Linked DNA regions of Homo sapiens: region 2 is linked to region 1. Evidence: chromatin contacts called from ENCODE Hi-C or POLR2A ChIA-PET data. All regions are on one chromosome and are shown on one strand. Each heading gives the region's core, a stretch centred on a gene start or an enhancer-like site at or near the end of the contact. The rest is flanking DNA. Distances are from core to core; before and after follow the strand shown.

Region 1 (6,258 bases), core at 1,977-4,476:
TGAGAGAGTATTCAGAAGCTTTAAAATTAAAATCATCCTAAAATGGAAGAGGCTTAATGAAAAAAATTATAATAAAAAAAAATTTAAAACTAAAATCAAAGGGCATCTTAAACTGAGGGTACAAAAAGTTCATGTAAACACAAAAACCTGTAAAATACTAGGTAGCCAGGAACAAAATAGATCTAGTTCCTCACAGGTGTTAAGACTGGTTCTTCTAGCAGAGTTACCAATGATTATTGGTTTTAACTGATCACTGACTTAACCACTCAGGCAATAGAAGAGCAAAACGAGGTACTAGGCTAGATGCTGTAAACCACATGTTCCTCTAGCCCACATACTCAAGCTCATCTGAGGAACTTGTTAAAATGTAGGTTCCCAGGCCTAAATCAGAACCAAGTAATCAGAATAGGGGGTCCAGGAATCCAAACTTTAATAAGTTCTTCAGGTGACTCCTCTATACACTAAAGTTTGAGAAAACTGCTAGGTGTAGTGGCTCATGCCTATAATCCCAGCACTTTGGGAGGCTGAGGCGGGAGGATCACTTCAGTCCAGGAGATGGAGGCTGCAGTGAGCTATGATGATGCCACTGCACTCCAGCCTGGGTGACAGAGTAAGACCCTGTCTCAAATTAAACAAAAACAAAAACAAAAACCTGTAGCACTAAGACAAAGTCCCTGCTTTCAGTAATATAGTAGGGGATAAATGTATGCATAACACAAGATATAATAAAAAGTAACAAGTAAAAAGTACCAAAAATTATAGAAAAAGTCTCTTCCAGCTAGGCAAAGAACAATAAAGGCTTCATGGAAAAGTTAGGAGAATTTTGAGTTCAGATGATTTGGGAAAATGTACCTGTAACTGACAGAGAAAGAACTAAAAACAAACAAACAAACCAGGAACATAACTGTGGAAAGGCATCAGCCTAGGCTAAAATGTGTAGGTCATAAGTGTCTACCACAATCAAGCCACTGCCTGAGTAACAGAGCAGGAGCAAGAACTCATCTTAAGCACTAGAAAGCCCTAGACCTAATGGAAAAATAGAGTCCGGCTTCTCTGTCCTTACTCAGTTATACGACTCGTCAATTTCAAATCCCTTCCATACACCCATATACAATTTAAGAAAGATGACCCGCTGGTCTCCAACCAATGGAGATGGGCGGGTATATGGATTTCCATTCACATTCCCTGCTAAAATCATGAGTCTAACTTTGGCTTAACCTGCTTCTAATCACTTGACCTCTGAACAAACTGCTTCTAATCACTTGACCCTTGACCTCTGGACTACATGACAACCACCTTTCAGTGCCCTCAATGCTAGATCTAGTTCCTGACTTCAATCCATCACCTAAATGCAAAATATCAGCAATGGAAGAGACATCTAATCAAAGTTTCCATGGTACTATGGGGAAAGTGAGGTGCCAGTTGACTGGTTCCAGAAACCAGATTTCCTGGCTGCCTGCAAATTACTTTCTAGCGTCCCACAGTGCATCTTAAACTTTACCTCTCAAGGAATGTTCAAATTACTTTATTAACTTATTAGAGCCAAATTCATTAAGCTAGTACCTTCTACTTGCACAACTCTAGGGTTACCTTTCACATTATATTCTATGTGAATAGCACCACTGTAGAGCACAACTCCAGAATACAATTAGAATGGTGATTCTGGAGTTATAGGCTATGCCAGTTAGGGTTCTAACAAGTACCCTAGATATCAAATTTATTAACATACTTTATATACGCAGCACTAAGGAAGCATCCAACAGTTTAGAATGATTACTACGGCTTTTACTATGGCTTTTTAACACAACGAATAAAAGTACCCTTGCATCATCTTCTGGTTTCCATTCCCTTTACTTTAAAATGCTAACTAGCCCAATAAATCATTCTCTAGTCAGCATGTTACCATATAACTTCTTAACGAAATCTGAAAAGTCTTAAGCTGTTTTTGAAAAAGCATGTTATAAGGGCTGCTTTGCATATTAATCAGGTTTATCATTTTTAGCTGAAGTTTCAGTCAATAAAGGTGGTACCATAAGATTACTATATTTTCACTGTACAGTTTCTATGTTTAGATATACAAACACCATTGTTAAAACTGCCTACAGCATTCAGTACAGTAACATGCTGTTAGCTACTATTACAGGTTTACATATATCCTAGGTGTGTAGTAGGCTATATTATGTAGGTTTGTGTAAGTACACTCTATAATGTTTGTACATCACCTAATGATGCATTTCTCAGAACATATTTCTGTTGTTAAAAGACATAAGACTATACATGTAAACCTAAAGGAAATACTGAATATTCTACCACATTCAATGTTGAAACAATGTGATTTTTAAAAAACATTTAATAAATGGTTTATAGTTACCAAACTCCCATTCTGTTTTATGAGCAACCCTCCTTGTTTGATGGCCAAAATTAAAAAGTTAATTACTGTTCTCTTAAAGCTACTTTTAATCAAACAAAAACATTTCTGCCACTTCCACTGTAGCATGTAAAATTCAACTTACTTCACTCCTAAAACCTAAATCTGACCAAAAAACAAACAGGCCAGACATGGTGGCTCACACCAATAATCCCAGCACTTGAGGAGGCCTTTGGGAAACCAGCCCAGCCAATATAGCAAGACTGCATCTCTACAATAAATAAAAATTAAAAAAAAAAATTATCCAGGCATGGTGGTACGCACCTATAGTCCCAGCTACTCAGGATGCTGAGGTGGGAGGATTGCTTGAGCCTAGGAGTTTGAGGCTGAAGTAAGCTGTGATCATGCCATTGCACTCCAGCCTGAGTGACAGACAAAGACTGTCTTCTACCAAAAAAAAAAAAAACACAAAAAACAAAAAAAACCTTACTTCGCTGTCACCCTACAAAGTATTTTGATGCACTGCTTCCAAATTAACTATACAATCAACCAATTATTTTAGGGACCTATAATACATTTATGGTAGGCATTTTGAGGAAAACAAATATTTTCCAAAGATATACTCCCAGTCCCTAAGTTTAGTAAGATATCAACTCAACAGGGATGTAAACAATGATAGGAAATGAGTAATAAAGATGGGCTTCATTGACCTCGAAACATGAGGAAGATGCAGAGGGCCTGAAAAGAGATTGGAGAACAGCATAAGCAACAGTGCAGAAATAGGATATGCAAACAAGCATTCATTCCTTCACTTGGTGCTCACACTAGTGCCAGACTAAATATTTACAGACTACCCACACTGTGTTGCAGGCACATGGCTATGATTTCTATGTTCTCTCTTTCAATTCACATGACATATTGTAAAGTTCTTGTGTTACTCTCTTCCTACAGATAAGCAAACAGGCCTAACAGTTAAAAAACTTGCCCAAGATTATACAGACACTAAGCAGCAAAATGGGAATTCAAACCAAATTTCCGAACCTCAACTCTGATGCTCTCTCCCCAACTATAATTTTAAGTGGGACCTAGGCTAGAATAAGTTGCAATGGTAAACAGAAATGCCAATTATTGACAGGAAGAAATATTTGATCCCAATGTGGAGGAATAAATAAGTTGGAACTTCATGTAATTGGTAGCTAGGAATTATGATATGGCCCTGAACAAAATGAAACCAGTGTTTTCTGAAGACAACATAGACTGAGAGAATACCTCACAGAAAGCCATTAACTAATTAAAAAAAAAAAACAAACAACAATATGATAATATCTAAGACCAAGAAGATAACAAAAGAAAATTGAAAAGGACAGAATCTCTGAAGCAGTGACAACACAGAAAATACTGATAATAAGTAAATAAGTAAAACAAGTGATAATTGGAAAGAAGTAAAATTGTCCTTATTTGCAAATGATGTACAGAAAATCCAACGGAGGCCAGGGACGGTGGCTCATGCCTGTAATCCCAGCACTTTGGGAGGCCGAGGTGGGTGGATTACCTGAGGTCAGTTCAAGACTAGCCTAGGCAACATGGTAAAACCTTGTCTCTACTAAAAATACAATTAGCCAGGCCTGGTGGCAGGCAACTGCAATCCCAGCTACTCAGGAAGCTGAGGCAGTAGAATTGCTTGAACCCAGGATGCAGAGGTTGCAGTGAGCCGAGATTGGGCCACTGCACTCCAGTCTGGGTGAGAAAGCAGGACTCCATCTCAAAAAAAAAAGGAAAAAGAAAAAAGAAAATCCAATGGAATCTCCCCAAAAAGCTATTAAAATAAGTGAATTTAGCCAAGTTGCAGGATACAAGATCAATACACAAAAATCAACTTCATGTCTATAGAGTAGCAATGACCAAATACTGAAATTCTGAAAAAATTAAAACAGTATCAAAAATTGTGAAATATTAAGAGAAAAATTTGACAAAAGACATAAAACCTGTACAGGAAAAACACAAAAATACTACTGAGAAACATTAATTAAAATAAAATCACTAATTTAATTTGTTAATTTGTATCTCTCCTAAACTGTTAAGACGTCAGCTCTTCCCCCAAACAGATTCAATGTAGTCCCAATCAAAATCCCAACGTGCTTTTTTTTTTTTTTAAGAAATTGAGAAGCTAATTCTAGAATTTATTTGGAAATGCAAAGAACCTAGATTACCTAAAACAACTTTGAAAACGAATATAGCTAGAGGACTAAAACTGCCTCACTTCAAGTTATAGTAAAACAGTGTGGTACAGGCATAAAGATAAGGTAAACATATCAATGGAACAGAGTCCAGAAACAGACCCACAGATATATAAACAACTGATTTTTGACAAAGGTACAAGGACAATCCGGTAGAGGAATGATAGTCCTTTCAACAACTGGTACTAAAACAGCTGGATATTCATATGCAAAAAACTGAACTTGGATCCTTAATATCTCATACCATGTATTAAAATATTAGATCTACATGTAAATCTAAAAACTACAGAAATTCCAGAAAAAAACATACAAGAAAATCTTTGTGAACTCGGGTTAGGCAAAGATTCCTTAGACACAACAAAAGCTATAAAAGCTAAAAAGAGCTCTCCCTCTCCCTCTCACTCTCACCACGGCCCACGGTCTCCCTCTTCCTCTCTTTCCACGGTCTCCCTCTGATGCCCAGCCGAAGCTGGACTGTACTGCTGCCATCTCGGCTCACTGCAACCTCCCTGCCTGATTCTACTGCCTCAGCCTGCCGAGTGCCTGCGATTGCAGGCGCGCGCTGCCACGCCTGACTGGTTTTCTTACTTTTTTGGTGGAGACGGGGTTTCGCTGTGTTGGCCGGGCTGGTCTCCAGCTCCTAACCGCGAGTGATCCGCCAGCCTCGGCCTCGCGAGGTGCCGGGATTGCAGACGGAGTCTGGTTCACTCAGTGCTCAATGGTGCCCAGGCTGAATGCAGTGGCGTGATCTCGGCTCGCTACAACCTCCACCTCCCAGCCGCCTGCCTTGGCCTCCCAAAGTGCCGAGATTGCAGCCTCTGCCCGGCCACCACCCCGTCTAGGAAGTGAGGAGCATCTCTGCCTGGCCGCCCATCGTCTGGGACGTGAGGAGCCCCTCTGCCTGGCTGCCCAGTCTGGAAAGTGAGGAGCGCCTCTTCCCGGCCGCCATCCCGTCTAGGAAGTGAGGAGCGTCTCTGCCCGGCCGCCATCCCATCTAGGAAGTGAGGAGCGCCTCTTCCCGGCCGCCATCCCGTCTAGGAAGTGAGGAGCGTCTCTGCCCAGCCGCCATCCCATCTAGGAAGTGAGGAGCGCCTCTTCCCGGCCGCCATCCCATCTAGGAAGTAAGGAGCGTCTCTGCCCGGCCGCCCATCGCCTGAGATGTGGGGAGCGCCTCTGCCCCGCCGCCCCGTCTGGGATGTGAGAGCACCCGGCTGCGACCCCGTCTGGGAGGTGAGGAGCGTCTCTGCCCGGCCGCCCCATCTGAGAAGTGAGGAGACCCTCCGCCTGGCAACCGCCCCGTCTGAGAAGTGAGGAGCCCCTCCGCCCGGCAGCCGCCCCGTCTGAGAAGTGAGGAGCCCCTACGCCCGGCAGCCACCCCGTCTGGGAAGTGAGGAGTGTCTCCACCCAGCAGCCACCCCGTCCGGGAGGGAGGTGGGGGTCAGCCCCCGCCAGGCCAGCCGCCCCGTCCGGGAGGGAGGTGGGGGGGTCAGCCCCCCGCCCGGCCAGCCACCCTGTCCGGGAGGTGAGGGGCGCCTCTGCCCGGCCGCCCCTACTGGGAAGTGAGGAGCCCCTCTGCCCGGCCAGCCGCCCCGTCTGGGAGGGAGGTGGGGGGGGTCAGCCCCCCGCCCGGCCAGCCGCCCCGTCTGGGAGATG
Region 2 (6,258 bases), core at 2,539-5,038, 48 kb before region 1:
TCGAACTTCCGGCCTCAAGTGATCCACCTGTCTTGGGCTCCCAAAGCACTGGAATTATAGGTGTGAGCCACCATGCCCAGCTATTCATCAGTACTTTTTTTTTTGAGAGGGAGTTTCACTCTTGTTGCCCAGGCTGGAGTGCAATGGTGTGATCTCGGCTCACTGCAACTTCTGCCTCCCGGGTTCAAGTGATTCTCCTGCCTCAGCCTCCCAAGTAGCTGGAATTAACAGATGCCTGCCACCACACCCGGCAAATTTTTATTTTCTTTTTAGTAGAGATGGGGTTTCACCATGTTGGCCAGGCTGGTCTCAAACTTCTGGTCTCAAGTGATCTGCCTGCCTCGGCCTCCCAAAGTGCTCGGATTACAAGCGAGAGCCACTGCACCTGCCCTCATCAATCTTTAAAAGAGCCTGGGTTCCACCTGGCTCCATGTACCTTAATATTTGAAAAACCGAGTTTTTAATATTCCCCCAGCGCAAAGAAAGGCCCAGTCAGCCCATCAGCTTTTGTTTTGAGATGGAGAACCACAAAAATCAAAACTGCATGCTCAGGAGTAGCACGAAGCAAAGATTTAGCTTTCTTTATGGGAAGCCACAGGACAATATCCATGACTGGCTGACACCTAGGTTCTGTGAAGGAACTTCTAGCACCCAGGGCTTTACCTTGCTGCAGAGATGGAATATGCCACTGCCAGATAAATGAGAAGATCTTGGCACTCACCATCAGTTGGTAAGAGTTCTTCTGGGGTCCTACCACTCTCAAATATTTGAAGAAAACAATCTTATTGTGCCCAATCAAAGAAGAAGTATATTCCTGGGGCATGCGCATAGCCTTTGTGGGGGCCAAGAAAAAAAAACAAAGCTAGATGTGTTTAACGCAATCTGGTTTCTAAGAGTTGCCGCTAATTAAGCCCTCTGTTTGGGCCAACAGGTACTTAAAAAAAATTACCTTAGGGTTTGATGGTTTCTTTTAACTATTTTCTGGAAGCTGTTTGTGCACAGGAAAAAAGGATTGCAGATTTTTTTTTTTTTTTTGTAAAAAAAGATGAGACAGCATCGTCCAAGCTGGAAGAGCAGTCACATAACCTAGGCTCACTGCAGCCTGAACCTCCTGGGTTCAAGAGATCCTCCCACCTCAGCCTCCCAAGTAGCTGGAACTATAGGTGCATGCCAACATGTCCAGCTAATTTTTCTATTTTTTTTTTTAGAGACAGGGTCTCACTAGCTGGTCTCAAACTCCTGGCCTCAAGTGATCCTGCCACCTTGGCCTCACAAAGCACTGAGATTACAGGCGTGAGCCACCATGCCAGACCCCAAGGTTCAAACAGTACTAAGGAAAGGAATGTAAACAAGCTCATTAATAATTTTATAATGATTATATATTGAAATTTCTTAGTATATTAAACATATTATCAAAAGGAATGTCACCTGTTTCTTTTTTAAAAAATAAGGTTACAAGAATATTTAAAATTACATATGTGGCCTCTATTTGTTGCTTACATTATATTTCAATTGAACAGCTCTGGTGTGGGTATGAGGCAGTGGCTGGATTCAGACAGATCAGGATTGAAATTGAGGCTCTGTTAGCTCTCTGATAGTGGGGATATTTCCTCCTCAAAGTCTGTTTCCTTGTTTACAGCAATCATTCAATATTGCCCAGCTGCCAGAGTTGCTGTTTACAATCAAATGAAATAAAAAGAGAACAACCTATAGTACAGACCCATGACAAAGAAACGAATTCATCTTTACTCGTTTCCAGAGAAATCTGGACAACTATGACCTCACACTGTTCAGGCTGAGAAATTAAGAATTGAGTTTGGGTTTATTCTTATTTTTTTGAAAGTAAACAAAATAAAGGTAACTCTCTTAACTGATCATTTTGTGGGCCTAAATCATTGAGGACTATTAAGATGCATATACAAATGGAGTGCTTTATTACAATGCATTGGGGGTAAGGGACTACCAAACATCTCCACAACAGATAAAGACAAAGGGAGATGTCCCCTCTGCAACTGGCTGCTCTCTGTGCCTGGCTGGACTTCTAGTGTTTGATTTTCAACCCTGAAGCTCCATGCCAGAGGCATTCATTTGTGCATCTCCCACAGCTCCAACTGTCCTCTGCTGTTCTTCACCACTTTTATGTTGCAGCTCTAGTTTAAGCCACATTTTGCATGTATAACCTTGAAGTTTCTACTTACCACAAACTTGCTTTTTACTTGTTTTTATTAGAAATAGGTCTTCAGCTTAATCAAATGCATTTTTTTAGGGGAAGGGATGTATTTATGGAAATGGGTTTTTTTTCCTCCTTTCAGCTTCTTGTTTTTATTTTTATTTTTATTTTTGAGGGGAAGTCTCACTCTGTCCTCCAGGCTGGAGTGCAGTGGCGCGATCATGGCTCACTGCAACCTCTGCCTCCTGGATTCAAGTGATTCTCCTGCCTCAGAGAGTAACTGGCATTACAGGCACTTGCCACCATGCCTGGCTAATTTTTGCATTTTTACTAGAGACGGGGTTTCATCATGTTGGTCAAGCTGGTCTCGAACTCTTGACCTCAAGTGATACACCTGGCTCAGCTTCCCAAAGTGCTGGGATTACAGGCGTGAGCCACCATGCCCAGCCCTTTTCAGCTTCTTAATGTTGAACTATCCTTGCCATTGTGTGATCAACCTTACTTGGTTAGGGTGTACTGCTCTTAATTATAGTGTTGTTCTTTAAAGTAATCTAAGGAATAAAGGAAAATATAATGTAGCATAAATCTTTCAAACAGGCCAAAAATAAAGGTAAAAGAAAGAAATACATATCACGAGCTGAATGGCCATGGTACTTTTGTGGTTAACATATATATTATATTAATATATGCTACATTAACATATATATTTGTTCATTATTCATTTGTTGATCTATATATATTTATATATATATATTTCTTCATTTGCACCTGTTTCTATTCTATTTATAAAAAATAGTTTAAAATGTTCACTTTTTCTTCTGCAAGTTCATCATTTTAATTAACACTTCAACAAAGTTAAAACAAAGACTAACAATACTTTAAAATAGCTACATACCATACACAAAAAATAATAATAAAGGGGTCAAGAGGAAACTTTTGTGTTGATGGCTTCACAGGGGTGTACTTATTCCCAAATGCATGGAGGTGTATATGTTAAATATGTACAGCTTTTTAACATGTCAATCATACCTCAGTAATGTTATTTAAGAAAAATCAACAAAAAGTAATAGTTCTCTCAGTCTATAGTTCTACATAAAGTTGGAGGTTTTGATCTTCCCTTTCAATGGGAGGATTCAATGATTCATTCTAAATTCTTGACTTTATCACTATCAAAATTTTCTAATGCAATTTCAACTACTTGAATGAAACAAATGGTCCAGATGTGAACATCTGACTCTCATTTTCCTTGGGACAGAAATCATGAGTTGAGATTAATGGCTTTAAATGCCAAAACAGCCCAGACATAACAAGTTAAAAGGAAATACATGTGAAATAATTCAATTTTTGTCTTGGAAGCATACAACCTCTTTTCCACATAGGTCCAGTTAAGAAAATATAATTAAAACTGGGTACGGGGCTGGACGCAGTGGCTCATGCCTGTAATCCCAGCACTTTGGGAGGCTGAGGCAGGCGGATCATGAGGTCAGGAGATTGAGACCATCCTGGCCAACATGGTGAAACCCTGTCTCTACTAAAAGTACAAAAATTGGCCAGACGCGGTGGCTCACGCCTGTAATCCCAGCCCTTTGGGAGGCCAAGGGGGGCGGATCACGAGGTCAGAAGATCAAGACCATCCTGGCTAACACGGTGAAAGCCTGTCTCTACCAAAAACATGAAAAATTAGCCGGGCGTTGTGGCAGGCGCCTGTAGTCCCAGCTACTCGGGAGGCTGAGGCAGGAGAATCACTTGAACCCAGGAGGCACAGGTTGCAGTGAGCCGAGATCGTGCCACTGCACTCCAGCCTGGCGACAGAGCAGGACTCCATCTCAAAACAAAACAAAACAAAACAAAACAAAAAAATAAAAAACAAACCTGGGTGCCGTGGCTCACGCCTGTAATCCCAGCACTTTGGGAGGCCAAGGCAGGAGGATTGCCTGAGCTCAGGAGTTTGAGAACAGCCTGGACAACATAGGGAGACCTCGTCTCTAAAAAAGATGCCATCGAATTCGCCAGGCATGGTGGGGGGTGCCTGTAGTCCCAGCTACTCGGGAAGTTTAGGTTGCAGAATCACTGGAGCCTGGGTGGTTGTGGCTGCAGTGAGCCGTGATCACACTATTGCACTCCAGCCTGGGTGACAGAGTAAGACCCTAACTCAAAAATAAAATTAAATAAGATAAAATAAAATAAATAGTGAAGTTCAGAGTTAGGTAGAGACAATTCTATGAAACTCTCCAATATATTTTGAGAAAGCTATCACTCAAGTTCATAGCTTCCAAACTATGACAATTCTGAATTTCTGTGCTTTAATTATGAACCTTCAAGGAAAAGAGAAATTAAGGGTCAAAATACATACCTCTGTGGAATTACAGGACTTTTCCCTAATTCAGAGCCTTCTATCTATACTTTCCAAACACGTCACCTTGGCCCTTTATGCTTTAACCAAGAAGTATTTTTGATTATATAGAATCTCTTGACTTTGAAGCAATCTTAAAATTTTTATCTATTTTGAACTCACAGCCAATGCAAAAATCTGCTATAGAATATAAATGGCTCACATACAACCAGGTTCTGCTTAAAACCTCAGAGAAAGATAGAATGAGATCAAGAGCATTGTTTTGGCAATAATATCAACAGGAACCTCAGTTTTCCTATGTCTATAACCGAGATAACAATGATAATAGGCTGGGCGCGGTGGCTCACCCCTGTAATCCCAGCACTTTGGGAGGCTGAGGCGAGCGGATCATGAGGTCAGGAGTTAAGACCAGCCTGAACAACACAGTGAAACCCCGTCCCTGTAGTCCCAGCTACTCAGGAGGCTGAGGCACAAGAATCACTTGAACCTGGGAGGCAGAGGTTGCAATGAGCTGATATTGTGCCACTGCACTCCAGCCTGGGTGACAGAGGAAGACTCCGTCTCAAAAAACAAAACAAACAAAAAAACAAACAAGAAAACCCAGTGATAATAATGATAATAATCACAATATTGATCAGATCACATCTGCACTGGCAGTCCTTTTGCATACTGTAAATTACCATAACACATTAATTAGCTACCTTTTTAGAGACAGATATATGCAAAGAAGGTAGAAGAATAAAACCTAGAATTCAGCAACAAACATGAGAAATAATCACTATTTTTCTTCTACAGTTAAGCTTTGCTTCAAAAGTTAACTTTCAATTTACCACGGCTAAGGTTTTAATATAAATTTCCCCACATTTCCTCAACCATCACTCTGCCATAGTTCTAGATTGCTCTGCCAAAGCATAACAAAATGGGATGGTGAATTTTGAGAGAAAATAATTATGTATTTCCAGTTAAGACTATAATGCTTTCTAGATTATCTACATGCTTGTTCGCTTCCATTAGTTCCAGTATCCAATTACTAATGTACTAGGTACAAAAAGCACAGAAATAAATGTATTTCAAGGTACCAACATTCAATTAGTGAGGTTAAAAAATAATTTCTCTGCTAGAAAAATGTTCATAATGTTTGACTGTGTGACCTCACTCCTGGAAATCTGTCCTTAAGAAAACAGCTCAAGGGAAAAAGCAATTTATACCACAAGAGAATGGTTAATTAAACGGTGGAACAGCATGTCAATGTGAACTGTAAAGGCATTAAAAATTGTAATTATGAAGGATCATTCATTCAACACTTGGCGAAATGCATATAATACAACGCTGTATGGGGGGACCTTCCTATATATATGTAGTATGATTACAATTATTTATTAAAAAATAGACACATGCTCACGGTATTCAAAGAACATGACAATGGAACTGATGACACGATGGGGATAAGAGGTAAATACCAATTTCCTTGAATCATTTTGAAACATTGCTTATAAAATATTTTCATTTGCTTTTTGACTAAATTTGCTTTTCTCCAGAAGAATTATTAGACACCTACTTGAATGCCACGCATTCCTAACATGTTAGTCTTTCTTCACACACAGGCAGCATGATCTAGCTATAGGGACCTCATTTTCAAAACCAAAATTTTAACAGGTAGTTTGGGTTGAGGGAACAACAGGACAGGGTATTTAAAATACCCTGCAAGCATGACAGAAAAAAAACAAGGTTTGAG

Evidence for each region. A loop is a pair of places that touch in the nucleus more often than their neighbours do. ChIA-PET counts read pairs that join two places held with the same protein, here RNA polymerase II (POLR2A). Pooled maps may share reads with other maps.
Region 2: a map of psoas muscle shows a loop between it and region 1 (2.7-fold over the local background). The contact joins two enhancer-like sites. A Hi-C loop is called at or near these places in 1 of 168 maps with a recorded cell type or tissue (psoas muscle) and 9 of 50 pooled maps. POLR2A ChIA-PET finds 5 or more read pairs at or near these places in 16 of 52 experiments (A549, A673, CD8-positive, alpha-beta memory T cell and 13 more).

What each region holds. Positions count from the first base shown.
Region 1 is chr20:33,536,264-33,542,521 of GRCh38, reverse strand. All of the region lies in intron 1 of CBFA2T2 (CBFA2/RUNX1 partner transcriptional co-repressor 2), which reads right to left. Among named protein-coding and RNA genes, the nearest start is that of CBFA2T2, 49 kb to the right of the region's middle. RefSeq lists an enhancer at 5,509-6,227. Within about 2 kb of position 3,226, at least 2 of the 41 ENCODE cell types and tissues checked have a DNase peak (open chromatin) inside an H3K27ac peak, as active enhancers do.
Region 2 is chr20:33,585,026-33,591,283 of GRCh38, reverse strand. The region is part of intron 1 of CBFA2T2 (CBFA2/RUNX1 partner transcriptional co-repressor 2); the gene reads right to left. Among named protein-coding and RNA genes, the nearest start is that of C20orf144, 74 kb to the left of the region's middle. RefSeq lists an enhancer at 3,358-3,857. Within about 2 kb of position 3,788, at least 3 of the 41 ENCODE cell types and tissues checked have a DNase peak (open chromatin) inside an H3K27ac peak, as active enhancers do.